Regions from separate parts of the Homo sapiens genome. Here region 1 is linked to region 2. A link is a contact called in ENCODE Hi-C or POLR2A ChIA-PET data. All regions are on one chromosome and are shown on one strand. The core of a region is the stretch at or near the end of the contact, and the rest is flanking DNA. Distances in the headings are between cores, read along the strand shown.

Region 1 (4,361 bases), core at 13-2,512, 130 kb after region 2:
TGTAAGTATTAAGCTCCAACTCTGACTGTGGGATGTCAGAGAACTGTGACATCCTATGTGAGGAAAAGGGTGGCAATTATCCATGAGCTCTTTACCTTGCTTGTCCTTTACTTTTTAACTTTACTTGGAAAGCCTGCAACAGTGATGGCAAAACACAATGCTGCAGGATCCAACTTCTCCCGAAGCTCAGAGATTACCTGCAGAAAGTTAATATTAGCTATGGTGTTCTGCTCATTCATAGTGGGTAGGTACAGTCCAGTCTCTCAACCATGACAATCTCCTGAAAGACTGAGGAAGAAAAAATTTTAAACGTTGGACATTTTGAAAAATAGAGTTGTGAGAATAGCTAAATGCAATGTCGTAGAATGTCATATCCAAAATTTCAGAATTCTGTGAGGTACTACACAGAAAGAGTAAATGTAACTTATAGCAGCTTATATAGATCAATGAATCTGTTGAATAGCTCCATTTCCTCTTCTCAATGCTATCCGGATTAGTCAACATTCTCAGTTAGTCAGGACTTTCGGCTTCCAGACACCCGCCTTTAACACGTGCGATACCATTTGGCTTCCCGAGAAGCCCAACAGACGTGAGATGAGGCCGACTGCCTGGACTAGTTCATCGGGAAGGGGGTGAGGGTAAAAGCCTTTCTCATTTCCTCATTTTAACGACGCAGAAAGGTACCTGTGGGGACTATCCCATCTCAGGGCAGATGAGGAAGCCGAGGCTTGGGGCGCGGAGCCCCAGAGAAGAACGCCGACCGCGGCCCGGACTTAAGAGATTAGGTCGCAGGGGAGCGGGGCCTCGAGAGACTACGACCACTGCTCCATTTACTCACCGAGAAGCCGTCCCCGCCTGTAGTTTTCTTTCTTTTTTTTTTTTTTTTTTTGAGACGGAGTCTTCCTCTGTCGCCCAGGCTGGAGTGCAGTGCAGCAATCTCGGCTCACTGCAGGCTCCGCCTCCTGGGTTCACGCCATTCTCCTGCCTCAGCCTCCCGAGTAGCTGCGACTACAGGCGCCTCCACCACGCCTGGCTAATTTTTTTGTATTTTTAGTAGAGACAGGGTTTCACCTGTTAGCCAGGATGGTCTCGATCCCCTGACCTCGTGATCCCCCCACCTTGGCCTCCCAAAGTGCTGGGATTCCAGGAGTGAGCCACCGAGCCTGGGCCACCGCCGATAGTTTTCCACTTTCCCGCCAGGCCCGACGCCGCTCTGACGCCACTGAGGTGCGCCACGACGTGACGTCAACGTTCGCGCCGGAAGTGGAAGACCAGGCAGCCCAGCTGAAGGCAGTAAGCTCGGCTCACAGTCGCAGGAGAGTTCTGGGGTACACGGGCAAAGGGGCTTGAGAAGGCCCGGAGGCGAAGCCGAAGAGAAGCAACTGTGCCCCGGAGAAGAGAAGCTCGCCCATTCCAGACTGGGAACCAGCTTTCAGTGAAGATGGCAGGGCCAGAACTGTTGCTCGACTCCAACATCCGCCTCTGGGTGGTCCTACCCATCGTTATCATCACTTTCTTCGTAGGCATGATCCGCCACTACGTGTCCATCCTGCTGCAGAGCGACAAGAAGCTCACCCAGGAACAAGTATCTGACAGGTCAGCGCCCTCCCTTCTCCAGCCTACCTCACACCGCCGTGACCTTGGGCAAAAAAGTGCAGGAGTTGTGTCAATTTGCCTAGGTTCACGTCGCGCCCCCTCTGACAGGGTGACCTTACCCGTTACCTCTGTGTTTCACTTTTGTCCTCTGTGAAATGGGGATGATAACAGTACCTGCTTCATAGACAGGTAGGAATCAAATTAGGTGATGTCTGTAAGTCCCTTAGCACAGGATCTAGGACGTATTGAGTGTTGAAAAAAACAGTACTGTTAATCCTTTAGGTTAGTCGCCGACCCTCGGTGGGTTTACCTATGAACTATTCCATCCCACCCTTCCGTTGAGAAGAGTGCCAGGTGCGTTACAGCGTTTAGTCTTTGTAACATCCAGTCAAGTGAGTGTGATAATCTGCATTCTACCAAATTACTGTTCCAGGCGTCGGGCCTGGTGGGACTGTCAGCTGAGATGCCAAGTACCAAAGCGCTTTGCAGTCTGTAAAACTGCCATTAGAGATGTAAGGAATTGTAATTATTTCCCCCCACTAGAGTGGAGGCAACTTCCTCACATATTTCATTGCAGTATTTATTTATTTATCTATTTATTTGCTTATTTTTGAGACGGAGTTTCGCTCTCGTTGCCCAGGCTGGAGTGCGGTGGCGTCATCTCAGCTCACTGCAGTCTACGCCTCCCGGGTTCAAGCGATTCTCTTGCCTCAGCCCCCCGAGTAGCTGGGATTACAGGCCCGCACCACCACACCTGACTAATTTTTGTATTTTTAGTAGAGACAGGGTTTCACCATCTTGGCCAGGCTGTTCTCGAACTCGACCTCAGGTGATCCACCTGCCTTGGCCTCCCAAAGTGCTGGGATTACAGGTGTGAGCCATGGCAACCAGCCCCTCGTTGCAATATTTATATACAGATAAAGGAATTTGAGATGATTATAGGTGGTTATCTAGACATGTAGCCCCTCATATTAAAGTAATAGTTTTCTCCCAGCAACTTGGGATGCTGAGGCAGGAGGATTGTGGGAGACCAGCCTGGGCAACATAACGAGACCTTGTCTCTTAGAAAAACAAGCAATTTTCAGTCAGTTCTGATTACTTTCAGAAATCATCTCAGGTAAGTGCTACTATATCTTTAGCACCTCTCTCTCACATTAATTTCTCGTTTTAATAAAGAGAGTAAGCCTCAGGCTAAGAACTTTTCACAGGTAACAGTGTCTAGTTAAAATTTAATAATGTTGTTTTGTTTCTACTGTACTTAAGTTACTTTCTTTTTTGTGACAATACTGGATTTCCATTTGCTGGTAATTTAAAGATTCCTTTAAAATCATATAGATGGGAAAAAAGTTGATATATAAAAAGTATTAAATATGTAATGATACAAGCGTTGGACAAAAATTCTAACATGGCATGAGAGTGACTGAAGTTTAGGAAGCACTACTGTAACATTTTCAGTTAGTTCTTCCCAATTATGCCAAGAAGAATAATAACCATTTACTCTATATCAGGTACTATGTGAAGTACTTACATTCATTAACTTATTTAAAACTTCAAAGCAACTCTATGAGGTACATATTGTCTCATTTTATAGAAACAGAGGCTTTAACAAGTTCCATCCCACCCGTTCGTTGAGAAGAGTGCCAGGTGCGTTACAGCGTCACACAGGGTGACATTTAGGACTTCACACCAAGCCTTCTGGGTATTGGGCTTTTTCCACTATACTACAGCGATCACTTTATCTTTCTGTAGCATTAGTTTCAGAACTGACCAGAGCCAGCACCCCACCCTGGAGCGAACCTTAAGAAGTCAGCTTACTGGCCGGGCATGGTGGCTCATGCCTGTACTCCCAGCACTTTGGGAGGCCGAGGCGGACGGATCACGAGGTCAGGAGATCGAGACCATCCTGGCTAACATGGTGAAACCCCGTCTCTACTAAAAATACAAAAAATTAGCTGAGCGTGGTATGCTGGGCGCCTGTAGTCCCAGCTACTCGGGAGGCTGAGGCAGTGGAATTGCTTGAACCCAGGAGGCGGAGCTTGCAGTGAGCCAAGATCGCGCCACTGCACTTCAACCTGGGTGACAGAGCAAGACTCTGTCTCAAAAAAACAGAAAAGAAGTCAACTTACTGGCCGGGTGTGGTGGCTTACGCCTGTAATCCCAACACTTTGAGAGGCCGAGGCAGGCAGATCATGAGGTCAAGAGATTGAGACCATCCTGGCCAACATGGTGAAACCCCATCTCTACTAAAAATACAAAAATTAGCTGGGCGTGATGGCACGTGCCTGTAGTCCCAGCTACTCGGGAGGCTGAGGCAGGAGAATCGCTTGAATCCGGGAGGCAGAGGTTGCGGTGAGCCGAGATCATGCCACTGCACTCCAGCCTGGCGACAGAGCGAGACTCCATCTCATTTAAAAAAAAAAAAAAAAGTGTATTTACCACAGAAAGAAGGGCTGTAGAAAAGTGCGAAGTGGGGAAAGCTCAGACATTTAGCATTTTCTGGCACCTGTAAAATTTCTTATTTTAGCCTTACATTAGCACTGAAGCAGATACTCCTTAACCCATTTTTACAATTCCAGGGAGCCTGGAAAAGTTAAGTAGTCTTCCCAAAGTAGGGAAATATTGTGCCTGTACTTGAACTCAGATCAGTCTCACTCCCAGGTTAAACCCTCTTCAACCATGATTCCTGCTGTCGTAGATTCTCTGCCATGATTTTCTGCCCATGGTTCACTATTAGAGCAATGGTTCTGAATTATATCAGATCCAAA
Region 2 (4,920 bases), core at 2,070-4,569:
TTAGGAAAAGGAAATATATTTACTATTCATTAAATGGCAGTGGATCATCATAAAGGTCTTCATCCTCATTGTCTTCCTGCTGAGTAGGCTGAGGAAGAAGGGGAAGAAGAGAGGTTGGTTTTGCTACCTCATGGGTGGCAGAGGTGGAAGGGGAGGCAGGAGAGGTAGGCATACTGTATAACTTTTATCGCAATAAATCCACTTATGGCCAGGCACAGTGGCTCATGCCTGTAATCCCAGCACTTTGGGAGGTTGAACAGAGGTGGATCACTTGAGGCCAGGAGTTCAAGAGCAGCATGGCCAACATGGCGAATCCTGTCTCTACTAAAAATACAAATATTAGCCGGGCATGGTGGCACACACCTGTAGTCCCAGCTACTCAGGAAGCTAAGCCAAGAAAATCACTTGAACCTGGGAGATGGAGGTTGCAGTGAGCCGAGATCATGCCACTGCACTTCAGCCTAGGTGACAGAATGAAAATCTGTCTCAAAAAAAAAAATCTACCTGTAAATGGATCCATGCACTTCAAACATGTATTGTTCAAGGGACAATTGTACAAGCCTACTAATGGCTTAGGATGGGAAAAAAACATCCCATACATAGTCATCCTGACTCATTCAATACCAAGACAACATACTCAAGTCTATCCTTATAATTTAATTTATCCAGTTTCGCAGCCGGTGGGGTCTTTTTCTAAACTCTTGCATTGTGATAGTGTCAATCTTTTTTTTTTTTTTTTTTGGAGACAGAGTCTCGTCTTTTGCCCAAGCTGCAGTGCAGTGGCACGATCCCTGCTCACTGCAACCTCTGCCTCCCCGGTTCAAGCAATTCTCCTGCCTCAGCCTCCTGAGTAGCTGGGATTACAGGTGTGCAACACCATGCCCAGCTAATTTTGTATTTTTAGTAGAGACAGGGTTTCACCATGTTAGCCAGGCTGATCTCAAACTCGACCTCAGGTGATCTGCTCGCCTCAGCCTCCCCAAGTGCTGGGATTACAGGCATGAGCCACCATGCCAATCTTTAAGAACTTGCCTCAGGTACACCTAACTGCTAAGTCAAATTCCTTTGACTGTTAATCCTGCATTATAATTCTCTTCTTACTTAGTTGTATTTAATTGTTATTTTCTCTAAATTCACTTTCTAAAATCTTTAAAAACCACCTAGTAATTACTCCAAACATTTGGCCATTATCATCACTTTAAGGGAGGATAATGATCTAAGCTAAGGGAAGTCATTTCTTTTGGCTCCAAAAGACTGGACTTCTGTATGTCTAATTCCTTAGTTTAGAATTTTTGGGGGCAGGGCACAGTGGCTCAGGCCTGTAATCCCAGCACTTTGGGAGGCCGAAGCGGGTGGATCACTTGAGCTCAGGAGTTTGAGACCAGCCTGGGCAAGATGGCCAAAACCTGCCTCTATTTTTAAAAGCACAAAAATCAGCCAGGTGTGGTGGTGCACACCTGTAATCCTAGCTACTCAGGAGGCGGGGGCATGAGAATCATTTGAATCCAGGAGGAAGAGGTTGCAGTGAGCTGAGATCACGCCACTGCACTCCAGCCTGGGCTAGAGTGAGACCCTGTCTCAAAAAAAAAAAAAAAAAAAAGAATTTGTTGAAAAGCCCAAATAAAGTCTTTACTCTCTATCTGATCATAAAATGTGACTCTTACAAATTAGACATAAAAATATCCAAGCTGATATCTCCTTGCCTATAAAGCAAGAAAAGGGACATTTCTCCTTTGCAAATCCTAAGCTTAGGCTTTTCAATTTTCAGTCAGTCGCCTAGGCTGGAGTGCAGTGGCATGAACATGGCTCACTGCCTTCAGGGCTCAAGTGATCCTCCTGTCTCAGCCTCCCGAGTAGCTGGGACAACAGGTGTGCATGACCATGCCCAACTAATTTTTTTGTTGTCGTTGTTTTGTAGAGATAGGATCTGGTCATGTTGCTCAGGCTGGTCTTGAACTCCTGGGCTCAAGCAATCCTCCCACCTTGGCCTCCCAAAGTGCTGGGATTACAGACATAAGCCATTGAACTCAGCCACGATTATAGTCCTAAACACCCTGTATGAAAATACTTTAATACAAAAATGATGCTCTTCTTTGTCCTGAAGTTGTCATTATTTCATCTTCAAGATTAGAACTTCTTTGAATGTAGGAAGTGGTTCTTATTCTGTGTCTCCCACTATGCCTTAAGAGAGGGCCTCATATGGAGCTCTAGCATCTCTCGCTGATGCTTTCTGACAATCTCTTGCTCTGTCACCTTTGTACTCCTAAGGCCATCAGTCCTTTAGTTAGAGAATCATTCATTTAAAAATCTTTCCAAAGTACACTAGTCCCTATATCCTGTAATTACACAAGAAAGTCTAACCAGTGCCAAGTTCTGTTAAACACTTGGAGAAGAAGGGGTAGGAATCTCGATTGCTTTGCTTGCTGTTCATAAGGAAGAATTTAAGGCTGTCACAAGCAGGCCATGCCTAGGAAAGATTCTGGTAAAGATATCTTTCTGCTGAAGGCACCCGACCTGTGTTAGCTCTGAGGAATGGGCTAGAAGCAGACAGAACACCTACCATAAGCTATATATACTAGCAATACAGAGAGGACTTCCAAGGTCCTACAAGATCCTGGCATCCCTCTGACCTCATCTCCCACCACTCTCACCGCAGCAGACACAGGAAACAGGAAGGAATGGACAAGACGGGAGTGGTTGACAACGGGTCCAACTAAAAGGCACGACGCTAGAGGGTATCGACCAGATCCTGAAGATGGGGAACGGTCAACAGTCTTGAAACAGAGGAGTGACACGGTCCCGGATGCTCACTTTGAGTGCAAAGTGGGGACCGGAATGGATGCAGAGTACAAAGGAGGCAGGGAGACCACTTAGGAGAAGAACCACGGAGCGAGGATGGGGCTGCCTGACGCGTCTAGGAGAAGGACTTGTAGAATGGATCCAGAGGGATGGCAGGAAGCCATGAGCTCAGCGTAGGGCAGGATAACCCTACAGAGACTGTCTACGGGAGCCTGAGGGTCAGGGCGGGAGGGAGAAGGTGGGACCTGAAGGAGGAAGTGAAAACCCGCAACAGCCGAAGGCTGCGGGAGTCCTCTCAAAGCATCTCCCCGGCGCCCCAGCCCAACCACCTCAGCGGCCTCCCTCCTCCCCGCCTCCCCTTGCTGGCCCGCTGACCGAACGAGTTGAGAAAGTCTGCGATTTTCTTGATGCTGCTGGTGATTATCTCAATGTACTCCCGGTTAGCCCAGTCCTGGTGAATCTCCCGCTGCACCGGATCCTCCTGTCCCGCCATGGCCGCCGCCTGAGGAAGAGCGACTGCGCAGGCGCCCCGACCCTACAGGCCTCTAGTGCGCCTGCGCTGCCAGGCCACACCCATCCTCTTGAGCACCCACGAATTCTCGGGCACTATGATAGGCCTGTGCAACGTCACGTCCTCGCCGGCGTTTGCTCTCTACTCCCACGCTATAGAACACAGAAGCCTGGACGCCGGCGGCGAGGTTGTAGTGCACGCGCGTTATGGTCGTTACACGGCGCGTGGGGTCTTGCCGTCTCCCTCAACTGCTCCAGGCTCAGGTTGCGCACTCAGTGTCCGCAGTGAGATGGGCACAGTCGATTAAATCACATTAAATACAAGTCTTTTTTTTTTTTAGACGGAGTCTAAAAAATAATATGGTCATAAATAGCTGGGCACACTGCAAACTGGAACAGTCCCTTTCAGAAGGAAATTTGTGTTTTTGTGTTGTTTTTTGAGACAAGGTTTTTTCTTGTTTTTTGTTTTTTTGAGACGGAGTCTTGCTCTGTCGCCCAGGCTGGAGTGCAGTGGTGTGATCTCGGCTCACTGCAACCTCCGCCTCCCAGGTTCAAGCTATTCTCCTGCCTCAACCTCCCGAGTAGCTGGAATTACAGGCGCACACCACCACGCCCGGCTAATTTTTTTGTATTTTTAGTTGAGATGGTGTTTCACCATGTTGGCCAGACTGGTCTCGAACTCCTGACTTCAGGCAATCCGCCCGCCTCGGCCTCCCAAAGTGCTGGGATTACAGGTGTGAGCCACCTCGCCCAGCCTGAGACAAGGTCTTACTGTCGCCCAGGCTGGAATGCAATGGCATGATCATGGCTCACTGCAGCCTCGAACTCCTGGGCTTGAACTCCTGGGCTCAAGCTATCCTCCAGCCTCAGCCTCTGGTGTAGTTGGGACTACAGGCTCACGTCACCACGCCTGGCTAATTTGTGTATTTTTTGTAGACACGGGGTTTCACCATGTTGGCCAGGCTGGTCTCGAACTGACAGGTGATCTACCCACCTCGGCCTCCCAAAGTGCTGGGATTATACGCATGAGCCACCATGCCCGGCCTATTATGCAGTCATTTAAATGCTAATTATGAACACAAGCAACATGAAAACACATACAATAAATTGAGGGGAAAAACAAAATACCCTCCCTCCCTCCCTTCCTTCCTTCCTTTTCTTACTTTTTTTTTTTAAGACAGAGTTTCTCTGTTAATGCCCAGACTGGAGTGCAATGGCACGATCTTGGCTCACTGTGACCTCTGCCTCCCGGGTTCAAGTGATTCTCCTGCCTCAGCCTCCCAAGTAGCTGGGATTACAGGTGCCCGCTACCACACCTGGCTATTTTTTGTATTTTTTAGTAGAGACGGGGTTTCAGCATGTTGGTCAGGCTGGTCTCCAACTCCTGACCTCAAGTGATCTGCCCACCTCGGCCTCCCAAAGTGCTGGGATTACAGACATGAGCCACCCTGCCTGGCCCACATTTTTCTTTAATTGCAACTATGGAAAAATGTATGTTTGAGGACAAGAAGGATCTACAAAAAAAGTCACTATCTGCTTTGCTAAGGTAGTGGAATATGAACAACTTTATTCTCATTTCAGGGAATACTTACAATCTGGCATGCAGTAAAT

What was found. Hi-C counts contacts between places; a loop is a spot of excess contacts on that map. ChIA-PET counts read pairs that join two places held with the same protein, here RNA polymerase II (POLR2A). Pooled maps may share reads with other maps.
Region 1: a map of B cell shows a loop between it and region 2 (15-fold over the local background). The contact joins the promoter of EMC3 here to the promoter of BRK1 in region 2. A Hi-C loop is called at or near these places in 10 of 168 maps with a recorded cell type or tissue (B cell, CD4-positive, alpha-beta T cell, CD4-positive, alpha-beta memory T cell and 6 more), 4 of 37 single-sample maps with no recorded cell type and 19 of 50 pooled maps. POLR2A ChIA-PET finds 5 or more read pairs at or near these places in 12 of 52 experiments (A549, AG04450, CD4-positive, alpha-beta T cell and 9 more).

Annotation. Positions count from the first base shown.
Region 1 is chr3:9,983,742-9,988,102 of GRCh38, reverse strand. It overlaps EMC3 (ER membrane protein complex subunit 3), which reads left to right and starts at 1,262. Exons shown (of 8, transcript NM_001394674.1): 1 at 1,262-1,596. The coding sequence starts at 1,442. EMC3-AS1 (EMC3 antisense RNA 1) reads right to left here and starts at 1,210. Exons shown (of 3, transcript NR_103821.1): 1 at 839-1,210. RefSeq lists enhancers at 693-912, 1,173-1,332, 797-1,444.
Region 2 is chr3:10,114,074-10,118,993 of GRCh38, reverse strand. It overlaps BRK1 (BRICK1 subunit of SCAR/WAVE actin nucleating complex), which reads right to left and starts at 3,319. Exons shown (of 3, transcript NM_018462.5): 1 at 3,175-3,319. The coding sequence starts at 3,292. RefSeq lists enhancers at 2,722-2,771, 3,222-3,511.